Linked DNA regions of Homo sapiens: all the other regions are linked to region 1. The links are chromatin loops, found by intact Hi-C in ENCODE. Cell type or tissue: Caco-2. All regions are shown on one strand. Each heading gives the region's core, and the rest is flanking DNA. Links, peaks and the distances in the headings are about the cores only.

Evidence for each region. Hi-C counts contacts between places; a loop is a spot of excess contacts. Peaks named below come from ENCODE experiments on the same cell type or tissue, not always from the same donor. Only the 100,000 strongest peaks of a DNase experiment are listed, where the experiment ranks them.
Region 2: a loop joins it to region 1, with 2.1 times the contacts of the local background. A loop is called at or near these places in 2 of 110 quality-filtered maps.
Region 3: it touches region 1 in a loop (2.4-fold over the local background); 2 of 110 quality-filtered maps call a loop at or near these places.

What each region holds. Positions count from the first base shown.
Region 1 is chr13:78,602,194-78,608,925 of GRCh38, forward strand. POU4F1 (POU class 4 homeobox 1) reads right to left here and starts at 1,359. Exons shown (of 2, transcript NM_006237.4): 1 at 1,011-1,359; 2 at 1-358. The coding sequence starts at 1,133. It overlaps OBI1-AS1 (OBI1 antisense RNA 1), which reads left to right. Exons shown (of 6, transcript NR_047001.1): 4 at 3,108-3,251; 5 at 4,779-5,017. RefSeq lists a silencer at 1,150-1,309 and enhancers at 4,427-5,288, 5,289-6,148. In Caco-2, for the core only: a CTCF peak has its summit at 3,299; DNase peaks (open chromatin) are centred at 1,438 and 3,288; H3K4me3 peaks cover 1,545 bases.
Region 2 is chr13:78,314,395-78,321,126 of GRCh38, forward strand. The region is part of intron 3 of OBI1-AS1 (OBI1 antisense RNA 1); the gene reads left to right. Among named protein-coding and RNA genes, the nearest start is that of OBI1-AS1, 260 kb to the left of the region's middle. In Caco-2, for the core only: a CTCF peak has its summit at 2,862; no DNase peak of the experiment used is centred there.
Region 3 is chr13:78,238,185-78,244,916 of GRCh38, forward strand. All of the region lies in intron 2 of OBI1-AS1 (OBI1 antisense RNA 1), which reads left to right. Among named protein-coding and RNA genes, the nearest start is that of OBI1-AS1, 190 kb to the left of the region's middle. In Caco-2, for the core only: a CTCF peak has its summit at 3,302 (motif pointing right); DNase peaks (open chromatin) are centred at 1,737 and 3,337.

The DNA of each region.
Region 1 (6,732 bases), core at 786-5,785:
CGCCCGGGCCGCCGCCGCCGCCCGGGCCGCCACCGCCCCCCGGGCCGTCGTGGGCGCCGCCGCCGCCGGCCGCCGCGCCCGCGCCGCCCGCGCCGGCCATGAGCGCGAGCGACGGCGAGGAGATGTGGTCCAGCAGATCGCCGGGTTCGAGCGCCTGGTGGTGGTGGTGGTGGTGGTGGTGGTGCGCCAGAGGCACCGTGGAAGTGGACGTGCACGGCACGCTGTTCATCGTGTGGTACGTGGCGTCCGGCTTGAAAGGATGGCTCTTGCCCTGGGACACGGCGATGTCCACGGCCGCCAGCGCCTCGGCCCGCGCCAGCAGCGTCTCGTCCAGGCTGGCGAAGAGGTTGCTCTGCAGCTGCAGGCGACACAAACCAAACCAAAAAAACCACAAAACCAAAAGAGCAAAACAAAACAACAGAAGAAACACACACACAGGCCGGAAAGCACAGCATGCGAAGGGCAAACACAAAGCAACCAAAATAACAACGGGTTTGGGGGCAGTGGAGAGCGGGAAAGACGGAGAGGGGGCACATTGACGACCAGGGAGGGGGCAGACGAGAAGGGATGGGAGCGTGGAGAGGGGGACAGAAGTAGGGAGAAAGGGGGACACAAGAACACATTCCGGAAACGGGCGTGGGAGACGAAAAAGAGGGAAAAGAAGAAATGGAAATGTAACTCGCAGCTGGGGACCCGTGTCACACACCCGAGCACGCACAGAGACTGCCTTTCTGAGGCGTGAAATTAACAGAGAAAGTAGAGGGAAGTCGAGAGTCCTGGCCCCAGCGCTCCCTACTCCGATCGCAGGCGCCTGACGCGGAGGCAGAGGCAGACAGGAACACGACATTAAGGGCCGCCGGACAAAACGTGCCTCGCTGCGGGACTGCTCTACACCCCCTGCCCGCAGTTCCCCGCACCGGGACCTGCACACACCAGCCCCCGACATGCAGCGTTTCGGAGACGGGGAGGGGCGGGCGCGCGGGCCGGGGCCGCGGGCGTGGGGCGCTTACCGGCGGCGTGGGCAGGCAGGCCCGCCGGATGGCCTCGGAGCTGGAGTGCAGCGACGGGTACTTGTGCTCAGGGAGGGTGGGATGCATGGCAAAGTGAGGCTGCTTGCTGTTCATGGACATCATCGTGGCGGCTTGGCATGTATATCCACAAACACTCCGAAAGTCCGCGGGAAAGTGCGTACGCCGGCTCACCCGGCCTCCCTTCGGAGGCTGCAGCCGCGGCGGTCGCGGCGGCTGGCGGCGGCCCCGCCGCGGGCTGCTGCTGCTGCTCCTGCTGCTGCCAGGCGCTCCCTCTGACCGCGCAGAGCGCCGCGCGCCGGCCTCGCGGTCCCGCTTCTCCGACAGCTCTAGCCCCGCGCGCCGACGGGATGCACTCCTCTAACACCTGAGCCCCACTTCTCGCGGCCGTCCCGGGGAGCTCTCGCGAGAGCTCGCGGCCCCACCGCGCTGACAGGCATCAGCTGTCTCCGTCTGTCTGACGCGCGCTCTCCTTCTCGGCGGCCCCGTGCGTCTGCGCGCGCGCGCGCTCGTCCGGCCGCGACCAGCGCGTGGGAGCCGCTCTTATAGTGACCACCAGCAAGGACAGCGCAGGTGATGCACCTGTAGCTACCCGGGCATGCGCACTGCCCGCCTCACCTTTCCCACCGTGGTCTGGAAAGATCAGAAGGTCCAGCTATTGTCTAAGGGTGGGCACCTTTTAGAATAAAAAAGACGAGATGCGCGCACGCCCCTCTATGTGTGTGTGTGTGTGTGTGTGTGCGTGCGTGTGTGTGTATGTGTGTATGTTTCTTCTCCCTGATAGCAAGCCTTGAATATATGAGCATTACTTAGGCATTCCTCCTCTTCGGGATGCCTAACAAGCTGTTGTATAATGTATACAGCTGGACATTTCTACGTTAAATTATGCCCGCGCATTCCTCTGTATACAGTATAAATAACAACACAGAAATGCAGAAGGTGCTGTCTTTTGCTGCAAGAACCTGTTTCTTTAAAGGTTTATAAATAGGTTCCTGGAGAATAATCGCGGTGACAGACATTTGTTTGAAGCAGTCAGACGCTATTGATTTCCATATAATTTAATTTCCTCCGCATACTTTTTTGTTGTTGTTGTGAATATAACTGTGTCAGGCACCGCCAGTGACAGCCACTTAGGAGCCACAAGGAGCGTGTGCTTTCTACTCGGGAAAAGCTGTTGAAATGAAATTGTGCATTTCTCTTATTGTTTGTCTCCTTCAACCGTGTACAAACCCACGTTTCAAACGAGCTCCGGGTGATCTAAGGCTTCTAGTAATCAAAAGGAAAAAACAGTTAACAGGGTGTAGTTGGGATCCTTCCTCCCCTCAGCGTACACACACACACACACACACACACACACACACACACACTTTATGCTGGGAACTCCAGGAAAACTGCTTCAGAGAAAAGGGAATAAGATGTTGAAAAGAGAACTTTCTTTTCCCTTCCATCTTTTTGGCTTTTTGCCTCATATCTCTGCCTGCTTATATATATTTTTTTCAATAGGAGACAGATCAAACTAACTTACAGGAAAGCTTGATTCAAAAATATTAAATCAAGCCAATTTGAAAGAACGGGGACAAGCTCTGGTCCAGTTTTTAAATTTTTAAAAAATTATTGTGAAATTAAGACCTAAAAAGAATAAATCAATTAGCCAACCTGTTATATGGCCCTTATGTGGTAGCAGATCAAGAGCCTCCCAGGGGAGCCACAGTTCAGGTGCCAAAGTCCCCAGGGAAGGAGCACTTGCTCGCGGTGATAATAACCTAACAGCCCAGATGTTATCACATCTGCGGTAAGAGAGCTGGAGAGCAGCAAGGGGCTGCTTATGGAAAGCAGAAATCAGATAATCTTTCTGTTCTCTCCCACACCAAGGAAGTCTGTATTTCCACCAAAGAGCAGATCTCATTTCTATAAACCTAAATTTGCGTTCCCGTGGATTTTATCTTTCCTCTGCACAAATGCATGTGTGTTTAGCATACCCACTCACCTACTCAGATTCCAAGAAGAGCCCACAGGCGTCACCATGGCTTTTTCTTTCTTTCTTTTCATGTTCCCCCCCACCCCCTCCCTTCCTTCTAGCTCCAGAGGGAAGTGAGAAGGATGTTCACTTGCTGGTGAGAGAAGGAGCTGGTTCCATCCATTACGCAGTCCCCTGGGAGCGCTAAATGCAACTTTATCTCAACGGGGAGTGGACGATGAGCAGGACGTCGCTAGAGGGAAAGAGTGAGTCCTACGGTAGTCATCACACCGGGAGTCCGGGCTTAACCTAGTCCTTCCTGACACCCCTGGTGGCCGTTCCCTGCGCTCTCTCTTGACGGGAAAGAAAAGGCCCCCACAGAGGGTGAGGGCCTGGAACCTGCCCCTCCCCTCTCAAGGAAGCGCTGGTCTTTAGGGACCCTGAAGGGTACAGGAGCAACAGAAAGGTAAACAGTACAGGTTTGCGGCCGGGTGGGGCCTCTGAGAGCCAGGTGAGCTCCTGAGTACCCAAAAGGCACCTCGGTTCACCCTCCAACCCTGGGAGGCTTCCATTAAACCCAGCGGAGAGATGCCACCTTAGCCTGAAGTTAGGAGTTAGTCCCACCAAGATTTCCTTCCCTGTTCACCTCTCTTTCGACAACAGGAATACCCCACCTTGGGGTGAGGCCAGATCTTTGCTTGGGGTATTGGGTGTTTTGATGGGACCAGAAACATGAGGGCTATGGGTACAATCCTCCCTCCCCCTCCCACCATGGATAGGAAGCCCATCTAGGATACATCCATCTTCACTATAGCACTTAGTGCAGAGTTTGTCACAGGAAAAGTACCCCACCAAAAAACACGTGTGTAGGAAGGAAGAGAGGCCAGTTTCGGGTAGCCTGGGGGAGGGGTGGTGGCCTAGGGGCTGTTCAACAATCCAGGGCTGGTTGGAGATTGCAGGAAGATCCCTGGGTGGGGGGATGGGGGGGTCTACATTCTCCTTAAAAAGGAGGGGTGTGTTTTCCCCAGGCAGAGCTGTAAATTTTTATTCCAGCCTGTTCTTTTTCAGGAGCCAATTATTTCACTCCGCCCTCATTAACTTGCTACCTTATCTTCCTTCCTCAAATTCTTGCTGAGCGGTAGTCTGGCCCAGTACAAGACACTGGAGATAAAATGAGGTATACAATATGAGTACCTGCCCTGCAGGAGGTGACAGTGTATGTGCGTGGGGAAGCCACGGATAAAAGGCATCTATGACACAGGTATAACAGGTGTGATGAGAGGGATGTGTATAGAAATATGGAGCGGGTGATGCTTGGACAGTTATCATGCCTCATCCTCGTTGGTTCTCAGCCCAGGCTAAAGAATAGGGCATGCTGGCACATCTGCAGGCAGTTCCCTGGACCATATCAAGCCTCTCCCTACTTTCCTCCTGATGCGTAAAAGGAAAAGGTGGTGGGCTTGGGCTCAGCTCACCCATATGTCACTGTTTTGTTTTCCTGGTTTGGCAACTGCTGTAACTCGTTGGCCCCTGCCTGTGCTAATGATACCCACATGGGGTCTGAGCCTTGGCATAGATTCCTGGGCAATTTTTTTTCCTTCTTATTTAATGACCAACACAGATCTCCTCCTCCTCCTCATCTCATAGCTTTGCATTTTATCAAGAGAAGGATAATGAATGCACAACTATTGATTTCCAAGGAATTTCCGCCCCCAGGGACAGGGAGTCTATCATGTGGATCAGAGACACATTTCTTTCCCTCATTAATTAATTTTCTCCTCCTCCTTTGGCAGGCCTCACTTCCCGTTTCCTTTGGCAGCGCCCTTTTCCCGACCTAAGGGAGCAGACCTTCGTTGGTTGGCGTGAGGACTGGCGGGAGAGGTTTTGTGCCAGGATCCGCACTGTCTGGGGTGAACGCTCCTCACCTTTGACCTGAACCGCCAACTTCCCATCCTCCACTTTTGGAGAGCGCGCCTGATAGCTGCTGCCCACCTGGGCACTGACATCCTCCTTCCGACCGGGTGCGGAGAAAGTTAGTATTTGACTCCGCAGCCACTACTCGCCCCACCTTCTCACCTCCGAGGGGTTGAACCCGAGTTGTCTGTTGGGGTTTAGGGACTCAGGATCGGGTCTGAGGGACTTCGACATAAGTGCGTGGCGGTAGTGGGTATACAGGGGAGGGGGGCCGGGCCCCTCGCTCCTTCTGGAAACCGGGCCCCACTTGCAGGCCCGGCCACCTTGGGTTCTGGTGGCCGAAGCCGGAGCTGTGTTTCTCGCAGACTCGGGGAGCTACATTGTGCGTAGGCAATTGTTTAGTTTGAAAGGAGGCACATTTCACCACGCAGCCAGCGCCCTGCATGCAGGAGAAGCCCCCAGGGCCCAGGGTCGGCTGGCTTTAGAGGCCACTTAGGTTGTTTTAAGCACATGTGAAAGGGCAGACAGCAGGGGAGCAGGATATGGGTAAGATCTTCGGGTCTCAGAACAGGGGCTGCCCTTGGGCTGTCCCGGCGCCCTGGGCTCTGACACTGAAGGGTGGAATGGAGGAAGGAATGGAGAAAGGACGGTGGAACTTTCGCTTCCCCTCTGGGCCGCCTTCCCAGGGTCATGCCTGAGCTGCTTTGATCCCAGTGTCGCGCATCTTGGTCCGCTACCTCCCAGGCGATAGCTACTGGGCTCCTCGCTGGCCTCACTGGGGGCCATCCCGGGCAGTGGCCTGCCCTCCGAGGCCCGCGGGACCCAGCCCAGAGCTGAGGTTGGAGTTCTCCGGGCCACGTTCCGGGTCGCTTAGGCTCGGAGATTTCCCGGAGACCGTCGTCCTCCCTTTCTGCTTGGCACTGCGGAGCTCCCTCGGCCTCTCTCCTCCTCTGGTCCCTAAGGCCCGGAGTGGTTGGCGGTACTGGGGCCCGTCGTCATCTCTGCTTCTAAGGCATTCAGACTGGGCTCCAGCTGGGACCGGCAGAGGAGGTTCTCAAGGAAACTGGTGGGAAATATAGTTTTCTTTCGTCTGGTCGTTTAATTTAAATGCAACTTCCCTTGGGGACATTTTCCTGGACGTTAACCAGACCACCTTGAGATGTCGTTGATGACCTAGAGACCCAGATGATGCGTCCCAGGAAAGTTCACTGCTGACTATTGTCACTCTTGGCGTTATATCTATAGATATAGACCTATGTACATATCTCCACCCTGATCTCTCCGTGGACATGAAACCCACCTACCTTGTGAAAGCCCTACGGGTGACACATGACTACTACGTCTCTGTCCCAACAGGGGCTGGGCCTCCCCTGCCTAATAGTTGCCAGGAGTTTCGCAGCCCAAGTGAATAATGTCTTATGGCTGAACGTGGCCAAGGACTCCTGTGATTTAGGTCCCAGGAGGAGCAGAGACGTCCCCGCCCCGCCTGGGCCCTGCCGCATTCAAAGCTGGAAGAAGGCGCTGATCAGAGAAGGGGCTTCCAGGTCCTGGGTTAGAACAACAACAAACAAACGAAACTCCACAACAGACACGCCTGCCCATGACCCCACGCAAGGACATAGGAAGTTCTGTCGCCTTCCTGCTCCGCGGATAGCCGCCTGCCGTCTGCTGCCACCAGAACGCACGGACGCTCGGGGTGGAGGTAGTCAATGGGCAGCAGGGGACCCCCAGCCCCCACAAGCGCGGCTCCGAGGACCTGGAAGCGGGTGCCTGTCGCTCTCCGCAGGCTCCGCTCTGCCTCCAGGAGCAAGATCCCCAAAAGGGTCTGGAAGC
Region 2 (6,732 bases), core at 578-5,577, 290 kb before region 1:
TATTTGGCTTGTATTTAGAGCTTTCTTCCTTCACCAACCAACAATAATACTTTAAAACAAATTTATCATTTTCATTTTGCATTTCTTTCTTATCTTACAAGATTAGGAGTATCTTGGATTTTTCATTATCCGCTTGACCATTTGGTTTTGCTTACAAAATTAGTCTCCCATATTTGTGGGTTCTGTATCATATTCAACCAGCCATGAATCAAAATATTAAAGAATAATAATAAAACAAAAAGATCCATATAAAAATACAGTATAATAACTACTTCCATCACGTTTACATTGTGTTTGGTATTACAAGTAATCTAGAGATGATTTAAAGTATGTGGGAGGCTATGCATAGGTTATATGCAAATACTGTGCCATTTTATATAAGGGACTTGAGCATCCTCAGATTTTGGTATCCACCAGGGATTCTGGAACCTATTCCCTATGCATACTGAGGAACAACTCTATAGCAATTTTGATACTTCTACAATTCTGAATTTTTAAAACATATATGTAAATATAAATGGATAGTACCAATAATGTGCAGAATGAAAATTATCACTCAAGTTGCCCTCACTAATAGAGTGATCAGTTTTTCTTAGACTGTCCCTATTTACTCCAGTTGCCCTGATGTAATTGCTGATCAAACTCCTTTCACCCTCAAAATGACACAGTTTCTAACAATGACAGATCCTCCTAAATATTTCATTTCTTGCTAGGGGGTCCAGAGTTGCTGACTTGATGAAGCTATAACTATAGTTTTAGTGACAATGTTTTTTAACTGCAGTTTGTTTTATAATTTTACATTTATTGATTACTTGATATGAAGGAAAGCATTCGAATAATAACAAACATCCCTTTCCTAGCAAATCACAGTGAATCCATGAATATTTAAAGTTAGAAACCATGTAAATTAAGGGACTACACAAGGATTCTTCCAAATTCAAGGGAATTCACTGGCAAGGACAGAGTTTATAAAACATGAATTGTACACAGCTTCTTAGATTCAAACCTATTAAGTAAATTAAGATGCACTTCAGTAGGGTTCTGGAACATTCAGCTCCCTGGCTTTGGGTGTGAATGTTTGCTCTGCCCCTTATTAGTTACTGTGTTTGGGGCAAGTTGGGCTTTACTTACTTTTTTTTTTCTTTTTCTTTTTTTTTTTTTTTTTTGTTTGAGATGAAGTCTCACTCTGTCACCCAGGCTGGAGTGCTGTGTCGCGATCTCAGCTCACTGCAACCTCCGCCTTCCAGATTCAAGCGATTCCGTTTCCTCAGCCTCCCTAGTAGCTGGGATTACAGGCGTGCACCACTACGCCTAGCTAATTTTTGTATTTTCAGTAGAGATGGGGTTTCACCATGTTGGCGAGGCTGGTCTCGAAGGCCTTAGCCTCCCAAAGTGCTGGGATTACAGGTGTGGGATTACAGCCACTATGCCCGGCTAGTATTTTTTTAAAAAGTTTATCTACGAATGTAAACAAAAGGAGAAAGTAGGCAATAAATCATCTGAATGAATACAAAATTGCTGATTTACGTATTTTCAACTTTCCAAAGTTCTGTTCTTTTACTTTTAATATGCCATTCCTGCTTAGGTCTGCAACTGACTTAATCTATGTAGATACAAATTAATCTAAAATTTCATATACATAAATTGTATTTAAACATATATGTGTGTTTGTGTGTATGTGTCTACACATATTTGTATGTATAAGTGTATAGACATATATCATCAGACATATTCAAAGTTTCTATCAAGAGTTCTCAAATATCCCTACTTAGCTATCTAGATAGCTGTTATGTTTCAAGTATTCCTAAATTGTATTTAGACAACTGATAATACCATATCTATAATATAAATAAATATATTTATTTATATTCCTCATATATATGTATATATATGAGGAATTATATATAGAAATAAGGTTGGAACAAGATGGATCAGGCACCATCTGTGGGTGATGCTTCTGATACCCCAGTTGTCCTTTGGCCTTTGGCCTTCCAACTTAGGACACTTATGTGTTCCTTTCTCAACAGACTAGTTAAGGATTTAATGTTTAATGTTTAATATACTAATTAATGTTTTGCATTACAATCCAATTCCATAATTTAATTGTCAGGATATTTTAAAATTTATTTTTAAGCTACTTTATTAGAATATAAATATTCTAATAAATCCAACTATTATGTTTTTATTTAAATTTTTTTCTCTAAATCTGTATTATACAACCCTTACAAAGACAGCTGCAGTATTAGAATAAAATATACTTTTTACATAAAAGAATATAAATATCCTTCTTTAACATGATGATGTAAAATTATATATTTGGATACTTGGATTCACGCTGTTCTCTCTTTCTCTAGTAGTCATTGAAATGTATTGCCATTTATTTCATCAGATAAAAGCAGAAAAAATTCAACTTTTAAATCTAAATAAGTTTCTGTCTGATTTTATTTCAGAGAATTATAAGCCGAATTATCCACTGAGATGTTAAGTAACAATTAAAATAACATCTCTAAATAAATGATGTAGAACAAATATTTTAGATCTAGAGGTTAGGTCAGTTACTTAAAAAGCAGAGAGCGTATGCTATGTTGAACAGTGCAATACAAAGAATATTAGTGAATTCAGAAGGACATTATCTATGTGTTAATAACACTCTATATTTATATGTCCACTCCTCTGGGTTTACATGTTTCAGTTTGATTCACTCTGTTTCTCATTTTCTTTCTTGGATCTCCCAAGGATGAATTCTGTAGCAATGCTCCCAGCACAATGCATCATGGTATCCATTCATCTAGCACTTTCCTAGAGTGCATTCCCTAACAATGAACACAAAGTGTCACTGTGACTACATGCTAATAGTCTAAAACTCCAAAAAACTTTGCCCAAATTTGGAATTCATTTACTTGCAAATGGGTGTTCTATTTGAAACTTCTGTGATTCATTTTCTTTAATTTAATTTGGACATGATTTGACTTTTTATTATTCTTATGTTTATTTCCTGGTCATTCATATACTCTAAGGTGGTGCTTATTTATTTTTTTTTTTTTTTTACTTTTGATGACACCAGAAAGACAAAAAGCAAAAGAACATAGGTTCTAAACACTTTAGTTTTCATGTCTGATGACATGTGAATTAATGTGCATTAAAGACAGAAACTAGTCTGGGGTTGATAATGACCTCACTGCACACATTTCGGGACCACAACACACCACATGCTATCATTGCGCTAGAAAAAGATCTTCTGCTCAGAACAGAATAAGAATGCAAATTCTTAAATACATACAAAAGGCAAATGCCTATATCCAGTGACAACGGAATCCTTGAAAACCTATCATCTTTCTCTGTCCTTAAAACACTGTTCTATATAAAATATCTGCTTGCAAGCAGCATCTGCTTCTGAATGTATTTTCCAGTAGTGTTTAAAACATTTGTTTTTGCTTTATTTTTTCTCTATTTTAATATTAATTTTCTCCATGATTTGGATATGTAAATTTCTAAAGTAAATTATCTCCAAATAGTTGGTATCATTTCAGACCCACAAGCAAGTATTCTCTTCCGAAACTTACTACAGGTGTCCAGCTCATTGAACCAATTATTTTGACCATGGATTAGTGTTTTCTGAAAAACATAAAGGCTAATTATAATATCTGTATTTATGTAGAAAAACTACAAAGAAAACACTGGGGCTTATATTTTAAGCTACTTTATGTGCTGTAACACAAGCCATGCTTGAAGCAATATTTAAACCTGTTCTTGCCTTATTTCTTCATTTATTTATCTGTGACAGTTTTCTTTATACCAATCCCTTTAGACAGTTTTCTCCAGCCTATCACTATCATTTTCTAAATTTATTATTTCCTATGATTGTTTTAATACAGTGTTTTATGGATTCCTATTGAGGTATTAGGTAACAGAAGATATGATCATGTGTTTAATTCATCTTCATCTGCTAGTCAGCATGTGATTTTGTAGAAAAGATACTAATTAATAAACATCTGATGAGACCTCCCCCATCTCTACCTTTGTACCTGTGGGTAAACTATTTAACCTTGACTTATTTATTTTTTGAAAAAATGTTCATCTGCAAGGAACAGTGTAAAAATTAGTGACAACAATAAACCTGTTTTAAAAAGTAACAGTTATTACCACCAAATGTTAAATGCTAAAATATCATTTGTAATGAAATAAGCAGGTAATTTTCAGCATAGCATGTCAGAGAAGCTCTTTTTCTTTCCTATGAATAGTTTAAAATATATACCTGGAGCTTAGTTTGACTTTTCAGGAACCATGTGTGATTTTTTTAGAATGTACTTAAATTTTCAGAGGATTTATAGAAACTCAGTGGCTACTGTTTTAGGTGTGAATTTCTGATGTCTGGGTATATGGTAAATAGAATGTCATAAGAATTTAGATACCTTATTTGGAAGACTGGAATTTTGATTTTTGAGAAGGATGATATATAACTTCATTCCTTTATTCTATAAATATTCATTAACTATTTTTATGTACAAATGTTGTGCTAAGGCCTACAAGCACAAAAACTCAACTTAAGTGCTCTCATAAGCTTATAGATCTGCAAGAAGAAACAAATACATAAGAAAACGCTATAGGTACTGTTGCAGAATCTACAGTAGGACGGTGGGGATATGAGTGTGTGGTTGCCTCCAACATAGCGTAAATGCTTCCTCAGATTCTCTCAACCTCATTTATCTCCTAGACCTTGGACAGTTGCCCAACATAGCTGACATCAAGGTCACAGACTATCTGTGGGTTTATAGATCCTGGTGACAGATAGTTTACTGCAAGCCTGGTCCACAGGCTTTGGCTCTTCCAAACAATTTTGGACTAGACAAAGCCCCACACCACTTCCAAAGGGGGCCAAGTGATACAACAATAAAACTCAGGGAAGTAGACAGCTCATGAGGCAAACAGACCAATGGGAGACAGGCCTAGAATAATACACTAGATAAATTCCTTGTAGAGGACTGTTCTGAGTGGTGGCTTTTCCACGCATCCTGTCTGGAAACCTCCTGAAGCATTGTCTGGCCAGCACCATAACACATCACCTTGCATTTGCTTCCATCCCTCTCTGATTCATTTCCTTTTCCCTCACCTTTGCCTAGAAATGTCATTTCCCTATAAAGGATTGGCAATGTAGTCTTGCCTCACTCTCTGCTATTTAGGATAGGCTAAAACAGTGGTTAATTTGATTTGCATGGGTAAGGACAGGGGTAGATTAGGAGGTGGAAGGTATTGATCAACAAAGATTGCAAAAGGATGTGAAGGCTACTTAAAATATGCAAAGAACTTTTTTAAATACTTATCTAAGCTCTCAGAAGTCTTTTACCCATTATAAGTTACAACTTTGATCAGGAGAGACAGAAAAATCTAAAAGTGAGAAAATAGTTTAAGTCCATTAGTTTATCACCCCAGAGATACTACTACTCCACCCTGAGCTTAATTACATGTAACATTTTCCCCTGGAAGCATATTCAGTGATCTCCAATCCTTTCACCATATGACTTATTACATTTTGAGAGTATTATCAATGTCTATCTTTCATCAAATTCTGCAACTTAATTTTTAATCTGGGTTTTGCGCTAGCCCAGCATTCAGAGACTACTAACACAGTTTAATAATTGTGGAAATACAACACATAAATTTACAAAAATGTCTATATTTCTGACCCTTCTGGCCCTTCAACTTCAAGCTTTACCTCTTCTAATATATTCTAAATACTGCTGACCAATGAGTTTTCCAATCTCCTCATCTGACTTCTCTCATTTTCTTCAAAATTTTCCCTAAACTTCTTGCTCTTTATAGTAAATACAAATCATTCACATGAAGTTTGAAGTTTCTTTCCCGCACCCTTCCTTGTATGTTTCAAGTATTATGTCTGTTTGCATTGCTTCAGTGCCCTATTGATTCTGGAGCCAGCTCGCTGTTTTATGCTATTAAGGCATTTCCTTCACTTCAGTCAACAACCCATCCTTCCTTAAGCAGTAAGACACAACAAGAACGAAAGTACTTTCACCCCTTTATAAGCTTCCCTACATCAAAACCAGCACAAATAAAATGTCTAGTTCCCCAAAGGGAACATGGCAATTGCCTCACCTCCAACATTCTTTTAAGAATACACCCATTCCACATGAGAGAAATGTGTTTGGCTCCAAACCGGAATTCAGAGTCTGTACTGGTGAAGTACAAAGTTGTCCTATTTCTGGACAAAATAAATTCATTGATCAAAGCAGCAATTCACTCTGTTCTTCCAAATATGGTTCTCGTTTCCATTTAGAGTAGCCATAACATTTATTATTTTATTGTAAAATGTTATTACTTTTCATTCTTAAACATGTAAGCCAGTATACTTTTGAGAATAAAACAAGCTACAGGTAGTAGGTATAAACCAGAACTGTTTCAGACAACTAGGGATGAGCAATGTTATGAGTCTTCATTTTAAATGATGGAGATCAAGGAATTACTCCTTGAAATCTTTGTAGTTTTCAGACGCTTGGTCAAGGTTACTAGTTTTAAGGATTTCAGATGAAAAAATAAATGAAGACATGCAAATGAAACCTGAACATAGTGCTAAAGAGTGAAGACACTGTTTTTATTGCATCCTGGCTCTGCTTGCTATGTGAGCTTGGGCAAGTCGTTTAATCTCTCTGTATCTCAGTTTTCTGTAAAGTGGGACTAAATATGGTGTCTGTCTCATAGTGCTGTGGGGGTTAAATG
Region 3 (6,732 bases), core at 1,033-6,032, 360 kb before region 1:
ACGCACACACACACACACCCCCAACACATGAAATACATGGATACAGAAAGAGAAATGAGAACGTTTTAAGTATTTCAAGTGAAAGTAATTAAGAATAAATAAAATCTACATGTTGAAGTTGTTCCCATGATTCATATCTAGCTATCTATGGTGCATATTGTTTTGTAGAATTAAGCCTGAGTATTTTATAATTTGTGGAGATTGATTATTCTGCACTTAAAAAGTAGAAGCCCATTGTTAAAAAGTACTCTATGTACATAAGCAGCAATTCTATTTACAAAGAATTGCCCTAATGTGTCTATTTGCATATCATTTGCATATTTGTCTCCATACCTGTCAATCAGCTCCAGCAATGAGCAAATCAGGTAGCCCATAGGGGAACCTGGGCCCAAAGAAAAAAAAAATCCAAGGTGATCTAAGGTGGATGAAACACTTATGCATTTATTTTTTAAGGCAATATTCTTGAAAAAAACATATGGTATAAAAACAGGTAATTTGGATGTCTTAACAAATATAGCTTTTCATCTTTGAATAATTTTATTTTTCATACACTTGAGGGATATTGTTTAATTTTAGTCCTTTTTGTATTTTCTTCAAATTATCAGGCTAGGCTAAAGTACTTCCAACTACTAAATAATACTCAGTGGCAAATTTACTCTAAATTTACTTTTTAATTTTTAATTTGCTTGGCATGTATTATTTCTGGGAATATTCTTACATATGTGAAAGCAGCAAATATTTAAAGTTTAGAAAAATTTTAAAATTCAAGATTGCTAAAAGATACTTAGAAATACCAAAGTTATAGTTATGAATTTCAACACTAGATTCATGGATTTGGTCATAAGCAAAAGGCAAACTGATATTTCAAGAACAAAACCTCCAGGATGTTGAGTAACACTCTCCCTTTCAGGTAGAATTTCTGTGGTTTTCTCCTGGTGCTTATATTTCAGCTTGCAAGATAAACCCTCTGTGAATGATGACACAAGGAAAATCCTGCTTGCTTAATAATGAAGCTTCCAGAACTGATGTTTCTTTGGGGGGTAATATCCAGTTATTGTGTCTGCAGAATCCTGGGACGGGGAAGATGCTTAGTAATCGTTATCATGATGATCACTCTGTATGGTTGCTGAAAGAGAGGGGCCTACATTAGACCTCCTACGCAGCACAGCAGTACTAGCTGGCAAAAAGTATTTTCCAATGGGTAAAATATTTGATTTAGTTTATGCATGGCGTTATGAAGCTAACTTTTGCACATGGTGCACAATGCAATTAATATTTTGACCCTAATCATGAAAAAATGGGAAGTTGGCACCAAATTCACTTTCTAAGTTAATTGTAAAGTTGGGGCCTTGGGATCCTTCTTGGAAAGTGTGGTCCCTGCCAGGCGCTTTCCTTTGCATTAAATCTGTGACTGCACTAACATTCATTAAAAGGGGGGAAATAACCCAATCAACAAGTTTGCTTAAACGGACGACCTTTCTTTGTTAAAACTTGTACACAAAAGAGATGTTGTATGGGAAGTAAGGACTAAGAAAAAAACATTGTAGCAATTTGCTGAACATGGAGACTTATTGAGGATGCAGTCCTGAATAATACACACTAGCTTTGCTCTTCCTCTTTAGTCTGTGTGGAGAAGCTATGAATCATTCATGGTCTCCCAGCTGAGAAGGGCTTCAAAGGGGATGGTTCTGATTGGATGTCCTGTGTGAATTGCCATGCTGCAGAATCTGCTACACCCCTAGCACTGGAGGGTGGAGGAAGCACTTTCATCTGGGCCTCCAAAGTGTTTAGGGTCACAGTTCACCAGGAGATAACGATGTAGATGTACATTCAGAATTAGCTGCAGAGATACCTGTGTAGTGCGGTGTGGAAAAGTGAGCCAGTTAGATCCCCAGTGGATGCTGTGAATCAATTACTGTATTCTGAATACAAGGTTGGCTGCAGGGGATAAACAGATGTCAGAGAATTTTTCCCTAATAAGACCCTGGTAATAGAAAAGCACTGTCAGCTTCATTTTGCATTAAAAATCTCATTTCCTCTTTATATGACCAATTTTATTAGGTCCCTAAACAAAGATATTTTGTGTAACTGTTAGCAGCATAATGTGAATGGTGTCACTAAATTTCATATTTTCAGGTTTAGTCACAAAAATCAAGAGGGAAAATATGAGTCTATCTAAAGTCCCAACTTGAGGAGGTCTAATCAAAAGGGCTCTATGTGAGTCTGTTCACATGCTGATTGGTAATGCTTGATTTTCATTTTAAATCAGAAATATCAAAATTCTTAAAGAATATAATCCTCAGAGTGTAAATTAAAGCTAAATTTTAAATTTCTCTGCACTTTTTCATTTTCTTTCATGGGTGACACTTCCATAAAATTGCCCTAACTAAAGCTCAAACACCATTTATCTTTTCTGGGTAATTTCTTTTTTGAAGCCTTATGCTGGGAGATACCTCTGACATGCTAAATTTCCTAACCCAAACATCAATCTTTTAAAAAAGGAAATTGACACTCGAATCCTTCCCTCTATACCCTTTGGAGGCCCAAATTGAAGTAGAAACATCATTTTGAGCTTTCTGCTAATATCCAATTAACCTCTCCCTTCATCTGCAACTCTCCTAAAAGAGAGAGAATCTCCTTCAGGCTGTCAAGTAGTATATTTTCTGCATACAGCTCCAAGTGGAGAAGGCAGAAGCAGAGAAGGTGATGTGAGTTCACTTTACAGTGTCTCCTATTGATTTGCTGAGAAAATATAATTTTAAGATTCACTAGACTCCGATCCTCCAAATGTAAAAACCTTTGTTTCAAACATCTAAAAGTGAAGACAGGTCAAGGAAGAGCTATTTCTTTATGATCAGAAGAAGACAAAAATAACGAAACTTACATGGTGAAATTATTCAAATGACATAGACAAATAAATTCATATAAGTTGGAAATTTATAATGACAAAGTTAGAGCTCCAGGGATGAAAAGACGTTAAAATTCCCAAACATGCACGCGCACACACACACACGCACGCACACACACATACACACGCACACACACACAAACACATTAATGCATACATATATGTGTTTATAAATAAAATTGTAAAGCTTAAATATGTTGACTGATCTGATGTTATTAATTTTGTTATTGTCTATTTATGTGTGACTATTATGCATTCTCTGGAGCTATACTAATTGTGTTGGCAGAACTCTACAGATCATGGGGCTAAAGTCGAAAGGAATGCTACTTTTGCAATACACAGTTGGTCAGCTCATTCCCCAAAAGAAATTTTAGTATATAACAGACTTTGACAAAGCTGCAGCAGGTGGCGCTCTTCCCCTGGCATGGGTGCTGGCTGGAGCAATTCCCTCCGGGTGGGTTCCCCTGTTGGATGTACTAAATTAGGGTGATGCGTTAGGGCAAAAAACAAACAAACAAACAAAAACCTTGAGATTGTAATTGTTCAAGAATGATGTCCTGTCAGTATCACAATCTGCATAATCCAATTCCTCTTTCCAGTATTCTTTTTTCAATTTCATTTTAATTTGGCATTCCTCATTTATTAGACTAAATTTTGGGTAACAAGTTGCTGGTACACTTGAGTACCTCCTATGTTTCTATCCAGAAGTGGATACATTTCTATCATTCCTTCAATCACTTTTGCACAGATACCATTCCAGAGGGTTTCTTTCAAACAAAATGAATGGCATTATTTATTGACCATAGGTGCATGCCAATTAATAATAGATAGATTAAGCAAGGTGAAAAGTAAATCTTCAAGACTATTGACAGATTGAGTATTAAGTAAAGCATTCCTGGAAGATGAGAATTTAAGTGGCATTAGTCCATAGGTAATAATATTTCTGTAGAGGTTTAAGTTAATTATTCATATTTATCACAATTCTAAAAAGCTGCTTTAAAAAGTGAACCCCAAATCAAAAGTATGTCCCCTTACTACAAACCCCATTATTCTGTTACTACAACACTCTCTGTTTATTGTTAAGAGATGAATATATGTACTTATCATGTTGAGGCATAAGGTTTTTATGGATAATTAATATCGTAGCTATTAAAAGAACTGATGATAAAAAATTAATAATAAATTAGCTAGCTACTTTGATTTTTATTTGAGGCCTCCTCATCTATTTTTTTATGTAAAGCACAGGTTGCCTTGCCATCTTGAAGAAAACCCCGAAGAATATGGAAAACAAGTTTTCTTATTCAATTTCCAAAGTAGAAAATAGGAAAACTAGTCACTGAGACAGAATGAACTTCGATACAAATATTAAAGTAGGAGTTCACAAGGGCAAAGTAGCAATTTTTCAGTTTGGAGACTGAAGGTCTATGAAAGAGTGTGCCTACAAACAAGAGCTCTGATTTGACTTTGTTTGCTTTCTCCATGTCTGGGAAATAACTCTAATATAAATGGAATTTCTTGATTGTCCACGAATAGCATTAACAAAATTAATGTTTGATTTACTACTATTTATAGGTCACTAAAATCTCAATTGCACGTTAGATGAGGAAAGTTCAGATTTTATTTATTTGTCCTAGATAAGGGCCTACTAATTTTCCTCATTATTTCTTCCCACAAAACAGACATTTCCTATGGTAACATTTTTTGACTAGAAAATTTGAATATTTTCATGGATAGTTAAATTCAAGGTGTTGAAAGTGTGGTAGGTTCTCTTAAGTGGTTTGAAAATAAAAGATGACATAGATGAACATACGTGATATTGAAATATACAGCCTAACCAAAGTTTTAAAAAATCTTTCAATCACTTATCTTGATGTGTTCGTCAGGCAGAGAGATCATGATCTGCATAGTACCTATTAAATAGAAAGGACCACGAGGTTTAAGTGTCCCAGAGCAGAGAGATCATGCCTCATTAATTCAGTGTAGCAACATCTTTAGCACACAGTTCATGCTTAATAAACAAATAAAGAATTGAGTCAAAACCACTTACATGAGGAATGGAGTTTATTTCTTAATGGTATTGATACATAACAGTTGTACACTTAGGAGGGATACAGGTGATATTTTGATACATGAAGACAATATGTATTGATGAAATCAAAAATAGAGATATCTATCACCTCAAAAATGTATCTTTTCTTTGTGTTGAGAACGTTACAATTCTTCTAGCTATTTTTAAATAAGATTCTTTAATTCTAATTAGATAGCAGTGTATGGTGAGCATTTAACAGTTTTGGGGGGAATGTTGTAAAAAGTCAAAGTTTTAATATTTTAGTCTAAAATAGGGAGAACGATAATTAAACAAATGAATGTTTTAATGATTTAAAGTTTGAAGAAAGATAATTAAATAAGTAAATGTGGTATGATGGTTAAGTGCCACCTAATCTGGTTATTGGTGTCAAGTATGGCCTCTCCGGGGTGATGGCATCTAATCTGAGCCTAGATCTGAGGATCTTGTAGAAGTCAGTGGATAACATGAGGGTTCATGGTGCAGGACAGTGATGGATGATCAGGCAGAAGGAAGAATATGTACCAGGAAGCACATAATTCAATGACTTGTCATTAAGTAAGGCCACTGGACAAAATTAAAAATGTCAGCTGATATTTTTCATAAATCTGAAGGTAATTATGAAGACACAGATGGGGAGAGAAAGAGCTTCTGAATTAAAACTATGATTGGATAAATAGAAATGATACAGAAATGGTCCATAATTTTACAGGAAGTTTGTTTTATATGTACTTTCAGTTATTCAGACATGATAATAGCCAGAAAACAAAAACAATTTGCCAGAATCAAATTATGGTATTTAAAAGGACACAACAAATGATAGTTTTATAGCATTAAATATCAATAAACAATAAACAATCTTCTCTAAAATGTGGAAGATAAAAAGTGCTACCACAACAACATGAAAATCATTGAAGATCAAATTATAGGTTTATAATGTTATGGTGGTATCCAATTTTCTTTATGGTCTTAACTTGTTCATGAATACCCAAGGAAATGTAAGTCATCTATTACGAATAGGAAGAAAAGCATTCTCTTGCTCCTCTGTTTTTCTTGTGTTCAAAGAGACAGCTAAGATGTCAAATTCATATAATTTGTATAATTCTTCTTTTATCATTATTGTAAATTTGGTAATAGAAAATAAACACAGAGATAATCCATACATTTTAAGGTTATTTGGCTGACAGTGGGGTCTCACACAATCTCTAGTGGGGGAATGATACAGTCACACATCTGTCATCTCAACATTGGCCCTCAGTTGCCCACTAACATGGATTTAGCTGTTCCTCAGTAGAGTTTTGTCAAAGGAAAGCTACAATCAACACTACTTAAATAAGAGGCCTACTGAAAGAATCTGGTGAGACTGTTAAAAGAGTAATATGACACAATTTTATATTGTTTGATTCTGTTCTATTTGTGGTATTAAGGAAATGGATGTCAATTTACTGTTCATTGGCAGGACCAGCTACATAATTTTGGGGGCTCAGGGCAAAATGTAAATCAAAGGTTGCTTATTCAAACATTCCTAAGACTCAAGACTGTAATAGCAGGGCAATAAGCCAAGAGTGGGGTTATATACGGCTGCATAGGCTTGTATGTGCAGGAAGCCTACCCTGATTCCTGGTATGGTACATCGGTACAAACCATACTTGGTTAATGATAATGAGATGTTGGCATAAACATTCACTCTGAGAAGGAAGCCCCTGAGAAGTCTACCCCTGAAAGAGCAGCATGCCACTGTTGGGACTTCCCCATTAGA